Regions from separate parts of the Mus musculus genome. Here all the other regions are linked to region 4. The links are chromatin loops, found by intact Hi-C in ENCODE. Cell type or tissue: left cerebral cortex. All regions are shown on one strand. Region 1 overlaps Nos1ap (nitric oxide synthase 1 (neuronal) adaptor protein). Region 2 overlaps Nos1ap (nitric oxide synthase 1 (neuronal) adaptor protein). Region 3 has its middle 12 kb from the start of Gm7694. Region 4 overlaps Nos1ap (nitric oxide synthase 1 (neuronal) adaptor protein). Region 5 overlaps Nos1ap (nitric oxide synthase 1 (neuronal) adaptor protein).

What was found. Peaks named below come from ENCODE experiments on the same cell type or tissue, not always from the same donor. Only the 100,000 strongest peaks of a DNase experiment are listed, where the experiment ranks them.
Region 1: a loop joins it to region 4, with 2.0 times the contacts of the local background. A loop is called at or near these places in 2 of 42 quality-filtered maps.
Region 2: it touches region 4 in a loop (2.9-fold over the local background); 5 of 42 quality-filtered maps call a loop at or near these places.
Region 3: a loop joins it to region 4, with 2.2 times the contacts of the local background. A loop is called at or near these places in 4 of 42 quality-filtered maps.
Region 5: a loop joins it to region 4, with 2.2 times the contacts of the local background. A loop is called at or near these places in 3 of 42 quality-filtered maps.

What each region holds. Positions count from the first base shown.
Region 1 is chr1:170,552,810-170,557,809 of GRCm38, reverse strand. All of the region lies in intron 1 of Nos1ap (nitric oxide synthase 1 (neuronal) adaptor protein), which reads left to right. Among named protein-coding and RNA genes, the nearest start is that of Gm46171, 15 kb to the right of the region's middle. In left cerebral cortex, no CTCF peak of the experiment used is centred here; DNase peaks (open chromatin) are centred at 458, 889, 2,295 and 2,699; H3K27ac peaks cover 2,263 bases.
Region 2 is chr1:170,584,321-170,589,320 of GRCm38, reverse strand. Nos1ap (nitric oxide synthase 1 (neuronal) adaptor protein) reads left to right here. Exons shown (of 10, transcript NM_001109985.2): 1 at 1-61. Among named protein-coding and RNA genes, the nearest start is that of Nos1ap, 3.0 kb to the left of the region's middle. In left cerebral cortex, a CTCF peak has its summit at 2,416; DNase peaks (open chromatin) are centred at 832, 1,694, 2,359, 2,819 and 1 more place; H3K4me3 peaks cover 3,375 bases; H3K27ac peaks cover 1,231 bases.
Region 3 is chr1:170,291,947-170,296,946 of GRCm38, reverse strand. No RefSeq gene overlaps it. Among named protein-coding and RNA genes, the nearest start is that of Gm7694, 12 kb to the left of the region's middle. In left cerebral cortex, a CTCF peak has its summit at 4,263; DNase peaks (open chromatin) are centred at 672, 1,944 and 4,233; H3K27ac peaks cover 1,929 bases.
Region 4 is chr1:170,502,117-170,507,116 of GRCm38, reverse strand. All of the region lies in intron 2 of Nos1ap (nitric oxide synthase 1 (neuronal) adaptor protein), which reads left to right. Among named protein-coding and RNA genes, the nearest start is that of Gm46171, 36 kb to the left of the region's middle. In left cerebral cortex, no CTCF peak of the experiment used is centred here; DNase peaks (open chromatin) are centred at 569 and 2,525; H3K27ac peaks cover 1,446 bases.
Region 5 is chr1:170,407,215-170,412,214 of GRCm38, reverse strand. All of the region lies in intron 2 of Nos1ap (nitric oxide synthase 1 (neuronal) adaptor protein), which reads left to right. Among named protein-coding and RNA genes, the nearest start is that of Spata46, 100 kb to the right of the region's middle. In left cerebral cortex, no CTCF peak of the experiment used is centred here; DNase peaks (open chromatin) are centred at 2,999, 3,654, 4,086, 4,409 and 1 more place; H3K27ac peaks cover 4,239 bases.

The DNA.
Region 1 (5,000 bases), 51 kb before region 4:
CTATGTTGCCCTTTCAAAAAAACCCAAACACTACGTAGTGTTACCTTTGTGACTTTAGGTAAGATGAAATACTTCCCTGAGTCATGGCACTAATGAACATCAGTCCCAGGATTTGGACCAAGGAGTATCTGATGTCAAGGCCTGAGCTATAACCATGAAATTACTCAATGGATGTTCATTCAGATAACATCTACTGAGCATCTGTCTCCTGCATGCCAGGTACCAGGGATGCAGTTGTGAGTAAGACAGATAGTCTTTTGTCCTAAAACAAATCCAGAGGCTGATAGGAAATGGTATATTTTTAGGCAGGAATAAGTGGTTTGAAGGAAATGAAATGGGGTCAAATCGTGCACAGTATTCAAGGTATGTGACTGGGGCTGCTGATTCTGGCTCAGTGGGGCTTTCTAAGTTAGACAGGATTTGACAGAGCATCAAGTGGGAAGAAGCCCTGTGGTGGGAACTGTCGTGTTGTGTTTGGGGAAGAGTACATGGGGAAGCTGAAGCTATTGGAGTCAGGGTTTCTGGTTCAGCCGTGAGGGCAGAGCTGTGGGGCTTCTCCTTGATTGGCTATGACTGTGGTGAGGACTACCCCCTTTGACAACGGAGGAGAAGAGCAGAGCTCGTTGACCCCTGATGGAATTCATTCCTGAGAAAAAGGACTCCCTCCCGCAAGAATGACTCATTTTTATTTTGTTTACTGTATTTTAAGACTTTTGGAGCTCTAGTCTCAAAATGAATAGGATGGTATTACGAACAGTGGAGAGCCCTGGCTTGCTTGCAAGTGTGAAATCTGCTCTAGGGTCTTAAATGATGTCAAGTGAAAGCAATGTCAACAGAGTGACTTGGTTGCCAGCAAGCTGTTGCAGGCAGAGGCTTTCCTGACGGATGGGGTACAGAGAGGACGATACCTGCCAAGTAGGAGGACGATGTTCCTGGAGAAAAATGGACATGGGATTTTTGGATGCTGCTGCACTCCCTCGTTGTTGTTGAGAAGTTGCCCTCTTCCTCAGCAGGATGAGTCAAGCCTGACTGGAGATGGAGGAGAACTTGGACCCGTTGATCTCTGAAGTCTTCCATTCTGCAGACCTGGGAGCCTTATTGCCTAGGTACCATTCAGTTCAGAGGCAGTAGACATGGGTGGTAGTAAAGATTCAGAGAAGATCCCAAATGATGTCCCTTTGGGCGTGGCATGGTGGTATCCCATTATACCCCTAACTCTTCTCACTGTCTTGCAGCTAGGGAGGCCTGGAGTAATCAGGGGTCTCTTATTTATCTTGGCGCCTTACTTAAGGTAGCTCTAGATTTTTAACCTAACTGGTAGTAACTGTATGTCTTAGAGCCTGTCTGCCTGCCTCTTTGGCAGTTTGGGAACCCCTGTGGTAGTCTCTGAGGATGTGAGGTACTTCAGAACTCTTTCTTGGTGTGGCCAGCAGAAGGATTGTGTAGTGGTTGGGTACCAGCAAAAAACCTCAGAAAGGAAGGCTTGAGTTACCATCTCAGGAGCTTCTTGTGGAAGGTGTGTGAGAATTGGACACTGAATTTGATTGCATAGCCTAGGCTGCTTCTTTCAGTCATCTTGGTGTTCAGTTGATGTATGTCTAAACACCTTGGGGAGTTTAGAACAGTGCCTCCCAGAGGGGCCATCCCTATCTCAGGTTGTTCTTTGCTTGGGCTTTTAACATCAGTGATATGTATGGACCTTTAGGCAGGTTTTCTTTCCTCAGAGCTTGAGATCTAAGACATTCTGACACAGATGCACATTTGAAAAATAGACACCCTGAAGACTATTGAATAGTTTTGTCAGTCGTTCGCTACAGCTGTCATTTATGGAAAAGACATGTTAAGTTTTACCTCTTACTTTTGCTCTTTAAATCACTTGTCTAAGTACACATGTACTTATACCATAGATTGCATGGATTAGTGTCTAAACAGATCAGGGGTAGACCAGTTGTCCTCAGTAGTAGTAGTTCCCTTTCCCATTGCTTTGACAAGACCTCTGACAAAAATAATAAAATAAAGGATTTATTTGGGCTTGTGTTTGAGTGTGTGTCCATCATGGTGGTACCATGGGTGTCAGTCATCTGATCACTTTGTGCCTCTAGTTGTAAAGCAGGGAGAGATGAATGTTGGTACTCAGCTTACTTTTTCTCTCCTGGCCCCTCTACTCAGTCCAGGATGCCAGTCTGTGGGGAAGTGCCACCCACACTCAAGATAGCTTTCCCTCAGCTAAGCCTTCTTGGGAACATCCCCAAAGATAAAATTGTATGTCTCCCAGGTGATTCTGAATCCATTCAAGTTGACAGTGAAGATTGGCTCTCATTCCACCTCCTGCCTACATTGTTCCTATCCTTAATAAAACTACGGAATGAGTTGCTATACTGCAGTGAAATGATGTGTAGGACTCCAGGGAGGGTGTGTTATCCTGAAGGTTCTATTGTGCCTGGTACTTTGTTAGTTGTTCTGTGCTCCATCTCTGCAGCGGCATGCTGGGCCAGCGAAGCATATCAGGAAGAGGATGGTAACACAGAGGTCACTGAAAGAAGCAAGTTGACAAAATCCTGGTGCCCAGAGATGAGGATGAGAGCACACATACCACTCTCTTCCTGAAGGCCTTGGGGGAGGTGACATTTGGGACTGGCAGCAGGCCCGTGGTGGGTGATTTTGGTTCCTGTAGTGAGCACAGTTGCTTCCGAAGGAGAAGGACTGGCAGATGGCCAAGCATGACTCAGTTGGCAGGACTTCCACATATCAAGTGCAGAAATGAGTCTGGGTGCCAGTGAAGTCCTGTCAGTGGGATGTGGTATGGCGTGGGGCTTAGGCTGTCTGGGAGGGTGTCTTCTTCTACCTGTGCACCCTTCTTCTCTTAGGAGGCAGGGCAGCCACAATAGAATATCTGTCTGGCCCTAGTTTCAAGTAATGGAGTGGTATATATGGTTTTGTTTACTAGTCCATAGTCCTTGTTTAAGGTGTCATAGTGTGGACATGTACCCAAACAGTTTAAATGGGAAGGACTGTGGTGGCTTTCACTATGGATACAGCTGGTAGGAGAGGCCATGCTATTCTTCAGCAGGATGAGATCATCCTGCTTAGCCAGCAAATCAGTCAGGGTTCAACTAGAGAAGTGAACCAGTGGGTAATGTCTAAGGAGGGATGCACAGGAAGGAGCAGGCTTTTGCAGTTATGGGAGTTGTTGGACAGGGCACAGGACAGTGTGTCATGTGGGAACACTGTGCAGGAAGGCAAGCTGTTGTCCAGAGGTGGAGTTCCTTCAGGGGCTTCTCATTCTGCCACCCAGGTCTTTTGACCAAATCAGCCCCATCCAGATCACCTGGGTGTCTTCCTCTACATCCATGGGGCTCCTAATCACATGCATACATATTGTCACTCACAGCAGCACCTAGACTGATAGTGGTTTGGCTGATTGACAGAGGGCTGTACTTCCACCAGCTTGACACAAGGACATCCTCATACCTTGTACTAACCTTGGGAGTTGGAGGCATCCCTGTAGTCAGTCCGTCCCTCCCTCGACAGCTCCCTGTATAAAAGTTCCACCGATCTCGCCTGTCTCCACTCACCCAGGGTGTTAAGGTATTTTTTTCAACTTTATCTAGTTCATCCTATTTATTTATAGTTTTATCTCTTAAGACCTCTTCCCTAGAATGGGTGGAAGGCCTTGCCAAGATTAGGTATATTAGTTAATTTTCTTGAAAAGAAGCAAATTAAGCAAAGAAGAATTTATTCTGGTCAGTTTGATGGGATATAGTCTGTCACGGTGGAGAAGGCATGGCTACAGGTGGTTCCTCAGTGGCAGGAGAATATGACTGGGTTCCCTCATCTCATATTTCAGTGGGTCAGGAAGCAGAGACATGACATGAAAGGGGACAAGGCTATAAACCTCAGGGCCCTCCCCACATCAACTCACTCCTTCCAGCGATGTCCCATCTAAAGATACCACATCTTCCTGAAAAACAGTCCCTCAGCAGGGTCCAGCTATTCAGATGTGTGAACCTATGGGTACATTTTACATCCAAACCATAACAGGTAGGCTGGCATTTTCTGCATATTTGTCCCTTGCTAATTCATGTTTATCCTGTAGTATTCCGAGTAGCTTCTCAGAAACTGGTGGCTGGTACTTATGACTTAGACCCAGATTCCAGGATGCTTCAATTCATGTTCTATGTATTTATTGAAGAAACAGCCATATATTTCATTTGTTAGCATTTGCTCTTTCATTTGACAGCTATTATCCATTGCCCCACTGTGAGCTGGATACTGTTCTAGGTTACATGGGGGGGGGGGATGTAACAGTGAAGAAGACAAAAGTAACCCTTGCTAGTTCTGAGAATTACAAGCTAGCCTCAGTGTTAGGAGTGCGGGTAGAAGGAGAGAAAGAAGACTAATTATAATAATGTTAATAAAATGAGTAAGGTAATTTCAGATACAGATAAGTGCACTGGAGAAATCACAACAGTTTAATGTGACTCTAAATTTGGTAGCTGCTTTCTGAGTGAAAACGTTTTGCTGACTGAACGGTGTGGGGCAAATAATTTCAGCCCTCAGAATCTCAGTTGAAATCTTAATGAAAAAGGACACGAATCCATGAGAGATTTGGATTTGGAGCTATCCATCGTGGGAACCATTGCATGTGCGCACATGTTTATGAATGGGTCCCAGGACGATGAATGGTCTGGTAGATCGAGCTTCACCTTCGAGTGTGGCTTGTAGACCAGTAGGAAATATTGTAGTCCTTATCAGAACACAGACCCATGTGCATTTTACATGTGCGTGTTCCAACTGAGCTGGATACTCAGGTAGGGAAGCACTTCAGTGAGAGGCCACAGTTTGGACTCTGGTAGAATAATTTAGGGCTAAAACATCGGATTTGGATGGGAAGTGGATGGAAAGTGGGTGGGGATGGGCAGTGTTGCGCATAAGAAGAGAGCCAATTCTAAGGTATTTTCTTTCTCCCAGAGTAAGGCCAGTCTCTGAAGAATTGACTT
Region 2 (5,000 bases), 82 kb before region 4:
TCTACGGATCCCTTTGCACAACGAGGACGCCTTCCAGCACGGCATCTCTTTTGAGGCCAAGGTGAGGGGCCACCGGGAGGGCAGTGCCCTGAGAGGGCAGGTCTGGGGGAATGGGGTGCCAGCGGTCCTGGACTCAGAGCAGGTGGGCTAGGCCTTTCTCAGCTCTTGCCCAGAACAGCTAAAAATGAGCACCTGCAAAGTTTGAGGTGTACTGCCTCTTCCCCGTCTCCTACCTGCAGACACCCCATCCTCGCCCGCCAAGGCTGGATTGAGTTACTTCCCGGAGAAGGCTGAGCAGCGCAGCCTGCATGTCTGGCTCTTTAGAAAGCTTTAAGGAAGCGCTGGTGTTATTTACCTGCTGGCCTCCCATGAGAGAGGTGCTTTTGGAGGTGTTTTAAAAGGAGAATGCTTGTTTCCTGACCGGTTTTTAAAAAAGTTATATATATATGTGTATATTTCACACACACACACACACACACACACACACACACACACACACACACACACACACTCATTCCAAGTAGTTGAGTGTAGGTGTTAAAAGTTACTTCCCAAATGTCTGCTTTTGGACACTTTAGCATGTGTCAGTCATTGGTGTAGTAGTGGGGTGAAACCTGTTTTCTAGTTTTGTGGTGCACTGTTAAATCTCAGCAGTTGCTGATGAAGAATTTAGCCCAGACTGGAATTTGCAGGGTCAAGGCCAAAGCCACCCTTGGGGGAGGGGTGGAGTGGAAACCTCGCTGGACCAGTGGTTGTGTATAAGACAGGCAACCCGGTGACCTGACCATGAGGCACCTCTCTGTGTAAGGAGTTCTGGCTTCTAAGACTGCAGTGGAGTTTCCCGGAATGGTGCTTTTCAGTGGAAAAGGCTTCTGCTCGTGACTGATGCCCAGTCCTACCTATAACTTAAGGAAAGAAACGCGCAGGGATGCTCAGCATGCACAGTGTGCTTGTTACTGAGTGGAATTTAAGCGAGCTCTGTATAGATTGGGTTTTGAGAACAAGACTTTTGACAAAAGGCAGACTTGCTCCGTTCTCTTTTCTGCAGTGACCCGCAGGTTAGCCTGTTGTGCAAGGACTGCCGTCAGGTGTCAATTTCCTTTAGTTTGCAAAACATCATTGGAGTGTCAGATGCCCAGAGGTCATTTATCTTTACAGTTCCTCCCCTTTTCTCATGCAGATGGATGAATTGGTGACTCATATCCCCCCCAAACCCCAACTTTTCTCAGTCATATCTTCTAGAATTAGAGTTACCTCTTCACCCTATTGATGTCAAACTCTCCCTCGGAATACAGAGCTGGATTGCTGAGTAAAGGGGATCTGTCAGCCAAGATCCTATCTCACGTCTCTATCTCGGAATAGATCTGGTTGGCCTAAGATATGGGGTGTTTGGGCTCCTGTATGTCAGGGCCTATGGATTTGGTAAGCAGTTTCTTAAAAGTATAATGTTTTTTATTATGGTTAAGATTTAATTTTCTTGGTTATGCATACACTAAGAAATTGGCATTGTCTTGCTTGGTTAATCACAGTGTTCTATTAAAATATATATTTTTATTATTTTAAATTGTGTGTCCGTGTGTGTGGTTATGTGCATGTGAATGAAGGTCCCCTGGAGCCCCCTGGAGTCTCCTGGAGTCCCCTGGAGCTGGAGTAACAGATATTTCTGAGCTTCTGAACTCTTTGAAGTAGGTTCTGGGAACTGAACTCAGATCTGCTGTAAGAGCAGTGTGTGTGTTCTCAGCCACTCACTGAACCATCTCTCCAGCCTCATCAGAGCCTTTTCTTTTTAGAGAACTAGTGGGGGAAAGACTAGGACGATTTAAAGTTTTTTTTAATTTTTATTTCTTTATCTTTTATTCTTTTCTCATGGGCCTCTGCATTTGGTTCCAGATAGGTGTCAAAAATCTAATGTGTGCACATACAAATTGCAAGAAAAGTCCAATTCTTAGTATAATCCGCAGTTGGAATGCTGAGGCAGGGGGACTACCATGAGTTGGTAGCTTGCCTAGGATACATTGTCCTAGCTGAGAAAACCAACCACCCAGCCAACCAAAGAATAGTTTTAGACAAAATAGTCCAATTCCTCTATGCCCAATTGGGCTGCTGTATGTCTGGGCCTATGGATTTGGTAAGCAGTTGATATATTTATGGGACGTGTGTAGCTTTAGTGAGTATTGAGGTGGCCTAACAAAGCTGTTTGCAGTCCTTAAGAAATACTGAGCTTGAAGCTTGGCTCCAACTTCCTAGATCCCACTCTTTTTTCCCCCCTCTAGTACTAAACGTGTAGTTTCTTTTCTAAGCAAATGTCTGGGGGCTGCGTGGTGTAGTTTCTATAGTAACTCTCTAGATTCACAGACAGTGGTGGTCAGTAAGAAGAGGAGCCGTGGCTGGTCTAAGTTGTGTTCCCAACGCAGATCTGAAACACAGGGGGGCAGGCATGTGTAGTAACGTGAAGTAGAGAAGAAGAGACAAGGGTAGGTGGAGCTTCTCTAGGCCAGGCTGACGTTATGGACTGGGTTCTGAATTCTGGCTCTTGGTAGTTGATGCTGGACTCTGGCATATTCTTCAGATACCATGTCAGCCAAGACCTGCTCAGAGGCAGAAACAGAAGATCATCTCTTTGTGTGCCGTCACTCCCGACCGACCCTGGGCATGCCAGTTAGTGCCTCTGTAGCTAGCTTCCATCTCTATTGAGCAGTGTCTGTCCTGAGGCATGCATCATCATGGGCATTTCAGGGTTAAAGCACAAGGCACTTGCTCCTTGTTTTGGAAAAGCACCAACTGGAAAATGCAAATGTCTGGTTGCCTTGCTAGGCACCTTGGAGAAGGAGCCCAAGGCTTCCTTTCCCAAGGGTTGGCAGCTTTTCAGAAGCAACACTGGATGGAGAGATTCTCTGGATGTATGCCTCTAGTTTTTCAGAGTTCCACAGAAACACAAAGATTTAGGATTACCTGGGAAGACATGTCCCTGGCTGAACTTCCGTGTTCTTAAATACACATACCTTCCGGTATCGGTTGGTAGAGTGCTTGCCTACCATGCGTGAAGCTCTGGGTCACATCCTCAACACCACTGGTCTAGGTGTGGTGGTGCACACCTGCAATCCCAGTACCCCGGAAGTGGAGGGAGGAGGATGTGGGTACCCGAGACCCTAGCTTCCTGCATGCACCCCACCCCAAATGCATATCACAATGAAGCCCAAACTATATGCTTTCACCTGCAAAGCTTCACTTAAGTCTTTCTACTTTTTTTAAACCATGCATGTCTCCATATGTCTGTTTATATGAACTAGGATATAAGGCTCAGGGAGGCTGTTGCCTGCCATGGTTCTCACAGCCGAGTTGATTAAAGCTAGCCTTTGGTCTCTTCCATCCTTCAAATGCTTATATATTTGGTAATTTTTAAATGTCTTAGTTGCATGCCGCTGATTGTTGCACTCTGAAGTACTAACTCTGAAGACTTTCGTAGCGATTGTTACACTGAGTGTTGTCTGTTTCTCACAGAGTTTGTAAGCATCAGATAATGGAGACTATTTGACATCAGTTGGACTTTGGTCACTGTGACGGAATACCCAATCCATACAACTTAAAGAAGGAAAGGTTTATTTTAGCTCATGGATTCAGATGGTTCAGTCCGTGGTCCTAGTTCCTGGTTCTGATGGCAGAGGGGAACCCTAGCCTTGCAGGACCCCTCACATACTTGACATGCAGCCAGCGGGAGGGCAGCGCTCAGGTGTTTACTTGCCCCGCAGAAGCAAATGCTCCACACAGTGGAGTGATCTTTACCACCCATCGGGATGGTGGAAGCATGTGGCAGAAGTCACCCACCTCATGGCATAACGGAAGCAGAGGTAGCTGGTGGTGAGCAGACTGGGGACCAGGTACAGCTTTCAAGGCATATCCTCGTTATTTCCTTTCTCGAGCTAACACCCACTTTGTGAAGTTTCTACTACCCCCTAAAATAGCACCATGAGCTGGGGTTGAAGAGTTCGATATGCGAGCCTGTGGGGATGTTGCTGTAACCACAGGCTTTTCCACCTGAGCCAAAGTTCCTGAAATAACCACTCTGAGGTTGAATTATTTGTGAATAAAATATCCTAAGCCATAAACTTGGGTTGGTTCCCTGACTGGCTTGTGACTTAACCCATTTATTCTATTCTAATTTCTGCCATGTGGCTAGTTACCTTGCCTCAGGTTCATAAGACTGTCTATATCATCATTATGGCGAATCTCCTCCCTGCCTGATGCAGTCCCAGAATCCTCACTCCCCAGTGGACCTCCCTCCTCCTAGTTCCTACCTAAGCTAATAGGTCAACAACCTTTTATTGACAGATGAATCTTCCATACACTACACAAGAGATTTTCTCTACATATTGCATTTCCAAACCATAATGTATTGAACACTTATGGGCCCTACATTGTTCTAGCATCTGTCTCCTTTGATCAGTACCCTCCAGGGCATATGACCCCCTGGTCTGTGGCTGCCTTACCTACTCATGAAATAGTTGTTCCCTCTGTATGCCTAGCAGATACTCTCTGGACTATGGCTCAGATTGTCAAAACCGAATGGCACCTTAGCTATCTAGTGTAGACGTACTTTTTGGATGGAAACAGAGGACCCAAGGTACATAACCACATAATAACAGAACTACCGCTAATCTCTGGATACAGTTATCTGTTGCTGTCTAGTAAACAACCATAAGACTCAGGCTAGGAACAACAGCTGTGCATTTTGCTAATGATCCATGGCCTGGGAATTCAGGTAGGGCTTAGCCCAGCTGTACACAAGGTGAATAGCATGGTGGGTCTTTTGTTTGGTAGGGCACTGTTAAGGCTTGGCTCTGTGAGTTTTACAGGATCTCTTCTGCTGTCTTCTGTTGATCATAACTGACTATAGGGGTAAAGAAATATACTCCACTTCTCTTGATGTGTTTGAATATGTGAATGTGAGTGCATATGTGGAGACCATGGTTCAACCTAGAGTAGTGTGTGTGTGTGTGTGT
Region 3 (5,000 bases), 210 kb after region 4:
GAAAGAAAGAAAGAAAGAAAGAAAGAAAGAGAGGGAGAGAGAGAGAAAGAAAGAAAGAAAGAAAGAAAGAGAGAGAGAAAGAGAGGAGGGAGAAAGGAAGAAAGAAAAGAAAAGAAAGAAAGAAAGAAAGAAAGAAAGAAAGAAAGAAAGAAAGAAAGAAAGAAAGAAAGAGAAAGAGAGAGAAGGAAGGAAGGAAGGAAGGAAGGAAGGAAGGAAGGAAGGAAGGAAGGAAGGAAGGAAGGAAGGAAGGAAGGATGGACTTTTTAAGCTAGCTGGCTTTCCCCACTGCAGAGCACAGCTATGTTATTCCAGGAAAGCAGGAGTAACAAAAACCAACCCAGTGATATGCTATGCATGGGAAAAGGCGTTGAAAATACTTAACAACAGCAACATTTTTCTTTAAGTCTGTGCTGCAGTGACCATTCTTTAGGTGACCTTTTCTATTGGATGGCTTTGGGCTCTTCTTCTGTCATCAATCAGGTGTTAAAATGCGCCTGCTACATCATGCTCTCCTTTCCCACAATTGTGCAACATTTTTGTTTTATTTTATTGCCTATAGTCAAGTATGCAGAAATGATTATAAAAAAGTAGGGATTTTTAAAATATAAGTGTAGAAGTGGGTGTGCATATGACACTTTTTCAAAGCTGTCCTCTAATCTGGTCTAGAAACTAGAGGGGGAAGATGCATTTTAATTTAGACACTGGTGACAATACGGGGCCCTCTCTTAACAGTGGACGAGGATGCCATGCCTCTCCTGTAGGTACTGTGCTAACAAGATGTGTTAGAGCACAGACAGAATCACCCAAAGCAGGCCAATTCATTTCAGCTGCAAGAGGGCCCATTTCCTCTGGGCTTAAACCAATTGCTAAAGGACATTGACAGTCTAGGCTACTGAGAACTCTAGTTGGTTTGCTGGGTCAGTGCAATGCTAGTGGGGAACCCTGGTTGAAATTCTGAGCCTGCACCCCAGATGCTGTTCCCAACTCAGAGAATTTCCTATTGGTCAGCTTTCTCACCAGTTTTGGAATTAATCTGAGGTATGTGAATGCTAAGAATGTTCAGGAACTTTGTAGGCTTCCATTGTCTCTTCATTCCCTGCCATCCCAAACCTCTGAATTTCCAAGCCCGGCCTGGCCATGATTAGCTCTTGAGATTTTGACCCTCTGGGTCATCTAGGCTTCACTCAGCAGTGCTCCCCACAAGGTCCTCCAGGTTTATAACACCTCACATGAAGCACACCACCACCACCACCACCATGGCTCTCCTGGGAGTAGGGACAAGCACAGATTGATCATGTGTTCAGACTCACTATCTCCTAAGTACAAGTGGCGTGTCTGCTTTTCATCTCTCAAGAAAGCTTGCTTCAGAATCTTCCAGTTGTGCAGTGAAATCCCTGTGGAGGTCTTTCCCCCTCCGGTGAGCCTTCCTCCCTACTGTCATGTTCACCAGGGGCACAGGATGAAAGCCCAGTCTTCCCACCACCAACTTCGTACTAATGAGAAAATTCCTCCACTTTCGGTATCTAGGGACCGACCCTCTTGAGACACGAGTCTTTGTGTCCAGCTTATCTCCAGCTGCTGCCATGATGAATAGGCCAGCCCAAGGGAGCCTGGGGAAGCTCTACCCCCAGGAAACGTGGCTATTAATACAGACAGAGAAGCAGGCCTGAAGAAATATTTAAGGACCAACTGGAATACACCAGACTGCATTCTCTCCCGTGGGAGTTGCTTAAGTTTATGTTGGTTGCATGGAGCAGAAAACATGGCCTGTGTTTTCCTTTACTATAGGAAAAGAAAAAGGCCCACAAATCAAACCCCCCAGCAAACTGCAGCATTCTTCTCCTTTTACCATTTCAATAGTCAGCTCTTCCCAATGCCATCTGCTTAGCTACCTTCTTCCTTAAAGCATCCCTCTGTTTGCCGCCTTATCTGTCCGAAGCTTGTGCCTCTTACATAATCCTAGTTGGCTCGATCTGATGTTCAGCCTACACCGTGGGCCAACGCACTGCTCCCCAGGAAGTTTGGGATTGTCCCAGCCACCGAAGGGTAGTCAAGCCTGGACTTCCGAGGCAGAGGGAAGTAAGTCCAACCAGCTTGAGACATCAGCACTGTAGATGAGTTCCCAACACCTGCAGTTGACCGGCCCAGACTTCCCATGTGCCCCTTGGTTCTTCGTAAACTGTTTAGATTAGCCTTCGTGGCATAGTTAGTCCTGTGTGTTGTCTGGGACAAAGAGCAGAGCTGGAGAATGCTTTGTAGTTGAGAAGGTTTGGCTGGGGAAGCTTCATTGTTTGGAGATACTGTGTTGGCCTGTATGGGCAGCGACTGTGTGCATTACAGCTCACGTGTAAGAGTAGTTAGAGTATGGGTTAGGGACTTTGGCCCGGCCTCTCCCATATCAGTCAGTGACTCTGGGTAGTGTATGTTGTGACCAGGACTAGGGCCTTGCTGTGAAGTGAGATGTCAGATGGTTCTCTGTACTCTAGGTCACCCTCTGCCCAGCCTCAACCTACCTACTATTCCAAGCTTTTATGCTGCTATTTCATCTCTGCCCCAGAACCCCAGAACATCAGAACACCAGGACCCCAGGACCCATGGACCCCAAATTGCCCAGAATCTCTTCCCTGCCTTTGTTTTAGTTTTGGTTTTTGGAGTTGGGGTTTGACTACATAGCCTAGGATAGGCTTGAACTTGCAACCCTCCTGTCTCAGCCTCCCAAGTGCTGGGATTACAGGTAATCGCCACCACCACTGCCTCAGCTACACTTGCGCCTTCCTCCGATTTTGTCAGGCCTTGACAATTCATCCTTCACATTTCCACCGGTGTCTTCCCCTCCCTCTGTTTCTTTCTGCTGTTCCCAGTCTATTGTGAATGTGAAGTCACAAGGTCTGGGCCAGGCTGAGCTATATGTTCCCAAATAGCACCAATCAGCTGGGGGACCAAGTATGCAAACGCTTAAACATATGGAAAATATTCACCCTCAACATATGGGGAATATTCACCCTCAAACCCCACCCTACCCCATGCTGTGTGGTCATATAGTCCCAGGTGGTTTGCAGAGCAGTACAGCCTTTTGTGTCTCTCCTCAAGTCTCTGAGAGCTTTTGGGACAGGGCTCATACCATCTTCAGTTCTTAATAATCCATTTGCCATTCTAGGCCTTCACTGGTGGTTAATTGTATCTCTGAAGCTCCTATGTAGTTAGTCCAGCAATTGTTCTGATCAGTTTGCACATGCCCTCTCACTTGAATTTTTCTGGAATGCTATAATCTTATTAAGCCCATTTTCCAGACACAGATAAGCTTTTACTGTGGTCAGAAAACCCGACGTGCATGATCTCATTAATTCTCACATCTTGAGGGGAGCTATCTTGGCAGGACTGGGGGGGCGGGAGAGGTGGAGGGCTATGAACCATACACCTGATGAAAAGAAAAGTGAGCCCCAGAAGGCCAGGGTTATCATGTGTGCACGAGTGGGGGTGGAGGATGAGGGGTGGTGGAGATGTCACTCATCTTCCCTGCCACCATCCGGTAACTCTGTGCATTTCCATCACACCAGTCTAATGAGCAATTCCAGGAACTAGTCATGGCCTAGAAATATCTTTTTGAGTTTGACCTTCTCCAAGGATAAATGGAATTTCTCCAAACACTGATTATTCTTTCAAAATGGGAATTTAGAGACCCTTTTCTCTACCCCTTGTTCTTTTTCCAGAAGAGGGAACAGCAGACTATGTTTTTTAAATGGTGCTAGGAATTTCATGGAACCCCTATGGTAACACTTCAAAGTAAGAGACCTTATCCTTGTCTCCTAGGCCCCAGATCAAAACTTTAGGGATTTTAAGGACTTTGTCGATCATCCATGTCAGCCAATAACAAAGCTGCTGTTAGGGTCTCCACAAAACATTGATTTTCCAGGGTGTTTGTAAGAATCTGCGCTGACATGTAAGCATTTCCTCTTGCAGAAGACGATGGAGCCAAGAGGCAGGAGTGCTTACAAACCCCTGGAGGGACGGCTTATGTGCTTACCTGGTTATCGACTCCGAAGTTCAAGCGTTCAACTGGGCACTGAGTTCTGTTTGGCAAATACCTGCCAAGGAAAATCGGTCAGGTTTTGCAGCTACCATGGTTACTCAAACAGTGCTTGGGAAAAAAACACACACACAAAACAAAACAAAAATCCTTGTGGTACTATTTTTCTTGATGGCTGCCTGACCCCGTGTGGATTGATTTAGGATCGCAGTTTCTCATTCCTTCCACAAAAGATTTTTCATGACAAAAATGGCATTAATAAATGCTGCCCTCTGCCTAGAGTAGCTGGTATTTACACTAACATCATTCCACCCACGGGTAGTTTGTGGAGGAAAAAAATTAAGAGAGATGACACTTCTTAACTAGACATTCCAGATGAGGAGAGAAACGGATGGGAAGAAAGACTTTGAATAAAAGTATAGTGTCTGGAATGGCCATGCAGTCCTATAGTGCCTGCATGAGGGAATCTGGAATTTGAGAGCAGCTTGAGCTGCCTAGCAAGTTCCAGGGCAACCTTAGTTACATAGTGATTGAGGGTGTCCAAATGTTTGAGTTCATGATGATGCACACAGTTAGAGGTGGGGAGAGGGGAGCAGAGACACACAGAATTTCAAAAATGTATAATTGGTAACAATTCATAGAAATTTAATATTATAAACCCAGCTTTTAAATTTCCAGGAAAAATAACCAACTGTGAAGGAGAATGCAGTTAGTGCTTTCTCAGTAAGATGCCCATGCACAAAGTTAAAGGGACTAAAGTTAGTGACTTAGCATTTTTACATTGTGAGCTTTTAATCTACCATTTGCTACTTAGTTAGTTATCACAATGCCTAAAACGTATAAAATCTAAAAGACATTATAAAGTATTTAAGACTAAAGAAGGTTTATCACTCAAAAGATCAGCTTTAATGGGGATTCTAAAAATTTTCTAGGATACAAAAATTCCCTTGCAGTAAGCATGCTAGTAAGAATA
Region 4 (5,000 bases):
CTTCGTGTCTGGCTTCTTTTAGTGTTTGCACAGTTAACCTGTGCTTTTTTTATGCACCAACACTTCATGTCCTTTTATTATTGGCTAATATTCCATATCATACTTCTAGTATATGAGACATGAACTGGTCAAACACTGGATGTTTGCCTTTTTGTTTTTCTTCAAAAGGGAACTTGGTTTTGTTTAAACTTAAGAAAACACTTAATGTGTTCTCAGCAGTGTTTAGTGGGGGTTTTGTCTTCCTTTTAAGCAAAGGACGCAAATCAGAATTCGCAGGTGGGCTTGGGCGATCGTTCTCATCAACATGAAGATTGGTGCACTGAGAGCTGGTCTTGATTTTTTCCCTCTCACTCTCTGTGGGGAGAAAGTATTGACTTCTGAGCCAACATTATTTTAGGTTCTGGAAACAGAGTCTGAAAGGCAATGTCCCTGCTCAGTGGAAGCTTACGTTCTGATGGTGAGAAAGAATAGGAGAGGCTAGAAATACAGAGTCACGAATAAATTCTCTGCAGACCGCTAAATTAGGACATGAGACCAGGGAGAGCCGGAGGTTGCCCGAGCACTGTTTTTCTACAGCTTGCTGGGGAAGACTTCTTGGTTGTATTGAAGTGAGTCTTTAAATATGTGAGTATGCAGAGGGAGTGAGCCATATGGCTCTCTGCAGGAAGAGTGTTTCACACAGAGGGAACAGTAAGTACAGGGCTTGAGAAAGAAGCTGGGATGGGCTTTCTAGGTTCAGAAAGCAGCCCGAAGGAAAGCCTGAATGGTGATGTATTTACCTGAGGAGGGATGGCAGGCTATTTGTAGGAATTTTTCCTGCAGGTCGCATCTCAAGAGAATCCAGGTCACTAAGAGGCTTCTGAGTACCTAGACTACACACGACTGACACACACATCTATCCTTAAATTCGAACCAGAGTGAAAAGTTCCTCAGTTCCGTTCTGTCCCAAAGAAGAGGGATTCAGGAATGATCTCTGCCTCCCTTTTTGAGATTGGGTCTCACTACGTAGCCCTGACTGTCCTGGAACTTACTATGTAAACCTAGCTCCCAGAGCTCTGCCTGCTGCTGCCGCTGACTCCTGAAGGCTGGGATTAATGATGTGAGCCACTACACTCTGTTCAAAATGATTTAAAAAAAATGAGCAGAGATAATTCATTAGCTTCCAGAGTTTGTTGTTAAAGCAAAGCACACAGTTGCTTTTTAAATAAGAGTCCTGGCTCTCTTACAGCAGTACATACCTAAGAGTAAACAGTGATGTCTTTGAGTTTCCACAGGAACGTCAGAACGCATCCCGCAACGGTCCAGTTTCTTATAATGATTCTCTTGCTTTAGGCGGCTATTTGATGATGTTGCCGTTCACCACCAAGCCTGGCTATTGGGTATCCTTTAAACAAAGTTTGTTCTCTTGTAAGAAAAGGAAATGCTGAAAGTCTGTTGCAGCCTTTGGGGACCTTTTGTTCATCTTTCTGGCATTGGCCACAGGTGACATTGGACATCCTCACTTTAATGTCTTCTTTGGCTTTAAAGACATATTCATATGTAAATGGATTTTCATTTTAACCATTTGCAATGTGGGTTTAAACTCAGTGGGTTTAAATAAACCACAATGTTTTGTTTCCCTCACCACTGTCAATATCTGAAGCCTTTTATGATCTCTGTCATAAACTGTGCTCATTCATCAGTAACTTCATCCCAGCCCTGGAACGCTGGCCTGTCTCCTGTCTCTTGAATTTATCTACTCTACAGACCTCACACCAGTGAAATCTTATACCATATTTGTCACCTCTTCCTATTTATTCCACTGGCCAGGGGTGTCTGTGTCATGGTAAGCATTATCAGTTCACACCAGTGCCGAGCTGAAAAGTGAGCCAGGCTCTGACAGCCCAGGCTGGTCTCCTGTGACTTTCTGTACTTAGCATATGACACAGGTTTTGATATATGACCAGAGTTCTCCTGGGATCATAGACACCATATAGGATAAAGATGCAGTACTACGTAATGAGACAGCTTTGGTTCCACAGTAAGGACAGCTTCCAAGAGGCACACTTCTCTGACTTGTGTGGAGAGGTCTCTCTGTGGCCTCTGTTGTCTTCACAGTTGCTTAGGTGGGTTTTCATATCTACTGTGATTTGATCCTAGTTTCCAATAACCCAGTAAGGAATGGGTATTACTGAGCTTTTTACAGAGAAGGGTTATATTAGTGACACCACTGCTTCATGTTCCTGTCCTTATGCAGCCTCAACAGACCAGGGTCTAGATTGCACTCTGTCATGTTGCTGTGTCTGGCCACCCGCAGACAGCACTTCAAAAGTATCAATCCATTCAAAAGTGGATGTGAGTGTGAGATCACCCCACTTTATAGATGTGTAAGCTAAGGCAGAGAAAGGTTAAACAGCTTGCTCTAGCCTAGAGCTGGTGAGTGGGGAGTCTAGGATTCTCTGCAAAGTCTGAGCTTGGCGCTGCTTTGATTGGGAACTGAGACTTGGAGTCTGGCTCAGAGATCCTACAAGAGCAGGCCGATTGTCCTCATTTTCCAAGTGTCTAGCCAGACAGTATCATCTGTGTTCCTGATTGTGTCTGTCTTCCATCTGGGAACACTGCCAGGCAGTGCATAGCACTAGATGTAAGGAAGGGCCATTATTTGATTTTTATAAACTTCGTTTTAGAGCTTGAGATTCATATATTCTGTGTGGCACTCCCACCCCGCTTTGTGTTCCAAAGCCACCTTGAATTTGGTGTGTCAAAAACCTGGATTTGTCATTTCTGCAGATGTTTCGCCTCTTTGCTTTTTGCTTTCCCTTGGATTTTTATGGATGCCAGTTTACGCCAGTGAAAGTCATGTTACCCAGCCACTGTACGCTTCAAACCTCAGGGTCACTTTAGACTCCTTTCTCTAGATTTTGCCCGAGCTACCCATGCCAAATTGCCTTCTAAACAAATATTTCTCAAATATGTGGATCCCTGGTGACCTCTCCAAGTAGAGGGAGCCCTGTCATTTATTGCACAGCAGCCTGTAGCGGTCGGGGTGTAGCTCAGTGGTAGAGTGGTAGTGTATGCTTTGTGGAGGTCCCTGTGTCCCTGTGCATTAGGCTAGCTTCCCTTCATCCTTTCCTTTGGAGACAGCTTGTCTCTCTAAAGGCAGCCCTGTTGGTTTTGTCCTGTGTACAGCTCTTTATGATGCTTTGCCATCTCTAGATTGGACCCTGAGCTCCTAGCAAGGTGTATAGGCTTTTGCAAGTAATGCAGGCATGCCCCAGCATAGGTCAGGAGCATCTTCCTATCAGCTAGCTCTCCATCCTTCCTTCTACCTGGCAGGCACCTCTTTCTCTGGATGGCTGAAGCTCATCTCCTTAAGACCCAGTCCAGCTTCTGCTGCTTCTCCATGAGCCCAGTTTCAGTGTCCCCCCCTTTTTTCCCTACAAGTTTCTTTTGACACCTACAAAATAGCTTTTCTGTCTTCTGTGTCCCCACCACACTCTGTAGAGACCTGTGGCTCTCCCCAGCTATCTTGTAAATAGTTTCTGTTTGTAAGAATTCACTGAGAGACCTCATAGAGGGCCGTAGCTGGACAGAGTGAACAGGAGTTGGCAGCACAAACTCTTTGTTCAGGGTCCTAACGAGGAGCTCGGTCCCTGTCTGGTGGTTTTCCCTGCTTGCCTCTGTTGTCCCGGCAGGGCTAGATTGAAAGCCTGCAGAGCAGAGACCTGCTGACCCAGGGTGCACTGTATAGCCCCCAGCCCCTGGGTATTCAGTCAGCATCAAAAAGACTGGGTAGCTGCTGCCCCTCACACTCTCTGGGCTGCATGAGACCTGCTTCCCTGGAGAGGCCTTTTAACCACTCGATGGTTGGCTGTGGGAGTGACAAATGGCTTCTCTACATCCCTCTCAACCCTGTTGTCTCCAGTGGCAGTCGTCCTGTTAATGTGTTGTTAGTGTTCTGTGAGCAGCGTGCCCTGCCTCCTTCCCCTCTAGATAGACCTCCCGATGAGAAGATCTGGCACCTGCTTTGTTAGGCTTCCCCCAGGGCTGATTCAGGAGGTGAGCCCACACCTGCCTTTGGCCTCCTGAAAACAGTCATTGAGGGAGCTTGGCCTCCTGTCTCCTCACCCCCAAGCCCCTTAACTGCCTTGCTGAGCCCCAGGGCCTGGATCGCAGGGAGGGCTGGCAGTGGGCCAGGGAGTCAATGGTTTGGGTCCTGGCTTATTCAAGATGCACATCGTGAGCAGGATACTGCAGGTGGCTGAGAGCTGAGGAAGGTCCAGCATGCCTCATTTTCTATTCCTTGAGAAAAGCAGGCTCGGCCTCCTAGTGCAACCCTACCACCCCAGGCCGCTGTCCGTCCTTGCCTGCCTTCCATTGCACACCTCCCCCAATGTGTCAGCCTCTCCCAGAAAGAGGGACTCCTCGGTAGCTCAGATACAGATTACTGACATGTATCCTTGTCACTTGTCACTTTGTCCTTTCAGCCTTGTTCTGTCCCTTGTAGAGCCAAGTGGATCTTTGTTTATTCTGGCCCAAGAGGAGCTGGGTGTGAAGGCAGTCGACTAATGCAGGGTATATATGAGTTGTGAATATTTTTAAGTGTGGTCTTTATATAGCCCCAGAATTGTAGAGATAGGAACCAGAAAGCCATTTCACAGAACAATCAGGAAACAGCAGGAGTAGGGGGTGGATTTCTTTTAATGTATCTGTCTATTTATGTATGTTTATATGTGTATTATGTTTGTATGTAGTATATATGTATGTGTATATCAATCATCTATCAATCTATTATCTATATGTCTGCCTGTCTATGTGTCTACCCATCTATTATCTACCATCCATTTATCTGTCTGTCTGTTTGTCTATGTGGCTATCTCAGAATCTTACTTTTGTAGAGTAGGCTAGCCCAGCACTTTCACAGTCTTCTTGCCCCATCCTCTTGTGTAGTGGAATTACAAGGCACAAGCCATGTCTGACCCTTGGCATGGCCTCCTTTCTTTCAGGTGACATGCTGAGCC
Region 5 (5,000 bases), 95 kb after region 4:
TTTTGGTTTTTGAGATAGTGTCTCACTTTGGAGCCCTGACTGGCCTTGGATTTGAGGTCAGTCTCTCAAGTGTCACCATCACAAACAAGCAACACCAGGGCTGATCCAAAAGCAAGCTTCATCTTCATCTCACCCTGAGCCTGGCTCTATTCCAGTTCCCCTGGTCTGGTGCTTGGGGCCACTCAAAGGCAGTTGTGCAAACCCCAAGACCTACCTCTCCGTTCCACGATCTTGTTCTGGTATGGATCTAATCTAGCACAGGTATTTCCAGACCAGTTTCGAATCCAGCTGTTTCTGCCCATCTCCACCCACTCACCTAAGCATTTTGGTTTAGGGGACGTCAGTGGTGGCATCAGGCTGGTCTCCCTGTATTGCTACGAGCCCTCTTAAAGACTGACGTGAGAAGAGGGTGTCTTTGTCAGAATTTTAGCATAGGTAATGATAGAAGCGTTTTTTCTCCCCTGGAGGACCTCGCCAGTGTCAGGAATGTCAGGTGACCTGATGGGCTGGCCTGGCTGTGTGTATTATCAATTCTGTCTCTGAAACGTGTAGGACAAAGAAGATGGGAGGAGAAATGGACAATTAAGAGATTTCCAAGACTGTTTGAAAGAAAGAGCACAGGGGCAGATAACACTGATGGCCTCTCTGGGGACAGAGGCAACCTCTTCAGTCCAAGGTCTCAGGGAGAGGTGTGGATTGCAACAAAGAGAATGGACGCTGGAAAACTCACAGTATGGAGGTGCCAGGTAAAGTAGGAAACAGAGCCAAAGTGCCTGGGAAGGCTCATGGCATGGAGGAGTCCATTAATGTAGTAAGGCAGAGCTGCTGTACCTGTTAATGTAGGAGAGAGGCAGGCCTAGGTGCCCGAGGAAAGTGTTCAAATGGACCTGGTGAACCCTCAACCTCTCTTGCTTTGCTAGAATACTGACAGTGAAAGTCCCCTACCCCATGCCTGGAGTAACTGAATAGTCTCAGAGGAAACTTATCCAGATCTTTCTTCTACAAACAAAAGCCTAGTTTATCTTACAGCAAAGCTCGGTATCAGTGAAATCTAGACAGTAAGTATCTCCGCCATAGTGCTTCCATTCGCCTTTTACTGTCCTTTGTTAATTTGGATCTACAGTCCGACTCCATGAAGCAACTTATTTAAGGAAATGCAGAGACACAGAGGCGCACACACACACACACAAGCTAAAGAAAGCAGACATCAGAAATCACACACAGACACAAACTTGGGTGGGTGGGAGAGACAAAATTAGTATTAAGAGAAGACACTGCATTGTAAAACAAGAAAAGGACCTTGAAAAATGAATCAGAGAATTCTTAGAGACAGTAACCACCGCGGGAGGCAAGCTAAAAACTAAGTCAGTAGAATGGCCACATTTTTTTAAAAGAAGAAATCAGCCTAAGAGTAGACTAGAAATACAAACCAGGAGCCCTTAGAGTCTGACTGCTTGAATTCCAAAGCAGAACAAGGGGAAAGGTGGGGCTGAGGGTAAGGGTGTGTGTGTGTGTGTGTGTGTGTGTGTGTGTGTGTGTGTGTGTGTGTAGTGGGTGGGGCTGAGGATAGGTGTGTGTGTGTGTTTGTGTGTGTATCAGATGGGGTGGGTGTGTAGGGACTGAGAGTAGGTATAAGTGTTACAGGGTGGGGCTGAAGGTAGGTGTGTGTGTGTGTGTGTGTGTGTGTGTACAGGGTGGGGCTGAGGGTTGTCCAAAGAATGAACATAGGAAAAGTTTTTCTGTTAACAGAATTCTATTTCCAAATGGAAAGGACCCATTGAGTGCCCCAGATGCCTTCAGGCAAAATGCACGTAGAGATGGGTTTCTTTTTCACACTGGTATGCTAGAGCTTTCCTTGTTAGCTGGCCACCCCATCCCATTTCTGGCTTAGAAGAGGCCTCAGTATATCCAGAGAAGCAGGGTGGGTTTGGGGGTGCCCTCCTGTTAAGCTCATTGAGTTTGAAATGTGTGAGCCACCTTGTAGGCAGTTTCTCAAGGTCAGTGGCCTTTTCAGGTCCAGACAGCACTGTTCATGAACAGATCAGTTTAAATTGGATTTGTTGTTGTTCTCTGTAGCCACTGGGGAAGCAGTTACGAGATAAGGAGACGTCAATCGAGGGGGTCTTCTACAAAGTGACCTTCAACACTTTAAGAAATGGACAAACACATTGAAGTTTTTTTTTAATTATTGCTTATTTTAAAGCTGTGATCTAAATGTAATTGGTTACAACTGAGTATTTCTTCCTAATTATACTTTTTTAAAAAGCTGTGGGGAAAAGTAGTTGAAACTGAACTCCTTTTAGCCTGGAGAAAAATTGTTTTCTTTTGGGCATAATTATGCCACACTGATAAATTGTTAAATGGCATGTTATTATGGAACTTAGTCATAGAGGATCTTTGATTTGGGCTCAGGGTACACTGATTGCTACAGAACAAGTTGCCCATTAGAGGTCATTTTCAAAGAGCTGTCACCACTGCATTTTCCTTTTTCAATTTTCTTCTGAAAAAAAAAAAGTAGGAAAGAGAGCAATTTACCTGTGGTCCTTCCTCTCAGTAGCCCCATTACCTAAAAGCCATTAAGTTCTTAGGGAAAGAGAAGCAGGCTACAGAGGCTGAGTCTGTGGTCTGTAGATAGAAAAAAACATAGCAGTTGGCCTTGAAGTCTGGGGGGCCACGAAGCAATCAGCACTGACCAAATATATAGATCCATCAGCTCTGAGATTTCATGGTAGGTTCTTTAGAATAGCCAGATAGGTTGAAAATAAACAGAAGAGAACACCAGGGTTGCTTTGGGAAGATTATCCCTCTTCAAATTAGATGGCAGCCAGCCAAGTCCCCCGCCCCCAACCCTCCTGCCTGGGGTCTTCCTTTCTTCAGCTATAGATGATGCTAACAAGCCTAGGTTTATAGACCGTATATGCCTTTCCTGCCCCACGGGGAGCAGCTGGGCTCTGTAATGCTTCTTGGCTTTGTCCCTTTGCTTCTTCACATTCTTAACACAGCAGCCCCAGCCAGCCACCTACATTGTCAGAGGAAGTCCTTGTACTTGGCTAAAAATTCCGTGAATAGTCACTGAAGAGAAGAGGCTGACCTTACATAATATCTACCTTCAAAGAGTTTATATGTCTACTTTTGAAGAGCTTAGATGCTGGTTGCAAGGAGGAAAAAGAACCTTGTTCAGAGCAGGAAGTAATATATATATATATATTATTATTATTGTAAAGCTAGCTAGCCTATTCCTTAAGGCTGTGATAGTCACAGGAGGTCTTATTTGAAATAGAACTATAGGATAAGATGGATTAGGGACTGAGTAGGAATTTGGGGGTAGTAATTGCTAAGTCCAAGTATAGAGATGGGGGAAAACTAAGTATGCTCAGGACAGACAATACAGTAGAGCGCTGGAATTATTGCAGGAAGTCAGTGGTTCTTTTATCCTTTTTATTTTTAGAGTGAAAGGGTTTGTTCAACAAAATAGTACAAGGGATGCCTATATATAAATGCTCAGACGGCAGCTTTGGCTGAAGAGCAGGATGGGGAGCTAGTACGGGTGCCAAGGTCTCTGCCCCATGGTGTCTTTGAGGTTCCTTATCACATGCAGGACATAGCATACAAGACACATGTGATAGGGAGCTGCTTGGTGAGAAAAAGAGAACTGATTTGAATCTGGTGGTAGTGCTCAGTATCAGTTTTGATCCTCTTGTTTCAGCCGTGGGTGATGTGGAACATCTTTAGTCAGGTCCTAAGATGCAATGTTTTAGAAAGATTAAAATGGGGAGGGCATGCCTCTTCTTCTGACACCCAGCATGATTCATGGAATAGCCCCAAAGGTGTGGTGAAAGGAGGGTGGCCACTTTTTCCACATAGAGATCCAATTATGTATGGCTAGAATAACTCGTGTGTGGAGACACTAAGGGCCAAGTTGGTGAGCACTAGATACTGTTAAATAGGATAATGGAATGATAGTGCCCTAGAAGCTATTAAAGATCACTGGGTTCAATGGCTAAATTATATGAGGATTATTATGGTGCTGATGTGGCAAATGAGGGGGAATAGTGGCCTTTGAATGGGAGAGACCAGTTCAGCCCCATCTGTGCTGGTTCCCAGGGCTTCAGCTCTGCTCTGCATCACTTATCATGAGTAGCCATCTCTCTTGCCTCTCATTCTGATAACTTTCACCATTTCCTCCACCACCAATTCTGTTTCAATCAGGGTGGGCTCCATAACAGAGCACCAGAGATATGGTTGCTCAATAGCAAGCATTTATTACTCATAGCCTGGGGACTGGCAGCCAGCATAGTTGATTCTGGTGTGGGCCCTCTTACTAGTGGGCCCTCCACTGTCTTGCAGAGTTTCCTCACAGGGCTTTTTCTCAGCCTAGCGCTCCTCCTCCCTCTCCTTCCCTTTCCCCACCTCTTCACCAATACCAAGGGGGCTGTTGGCCTCAGACTTTCAGCCTTCCTGACTCTGCCTCCCAAGTGACAGGATAGGATCACTGATGTGCCACCAAGCCCAGCTTCTCAATCAAGTGCTTATGGGGACACCAGCCCCATCCTTAGGACCCCCCTCCCCACACTTAGTCTAAATCCATTTAAATCGCAAGCTTCCCACCTCCTTGAAACTAGGCCACAAGCATAGGAATTGGAAGGAACACAAAACCCTGTGCCCTGAAAAATGGCTTTCCCCTTGTCTCATGTGTGGAGAACAGAAAGGCCATTCTTTGTTGTGTAATCTAGAATGCTGGCTGAAGTATGGAGCACTCTTAAGCTCAAGACCCCGTGTCTTCTGTGCTCCATGAAATAAAGCACAGATACCTGGTGTTCTGGGTAGGAGAAACATATGCAGAGGCAGCTAATGACAGAGATGGTGTGATGAAAGACTGGATATGCCAGATTGCGCCCTTCCTTTTTAACCTACGATTGCCCAGTGACATCATCAGCTTTGACCCCGAGGACCTACCTTCCACAGTCTGCCAAGACACACATCTATTATTTAGCATGCCC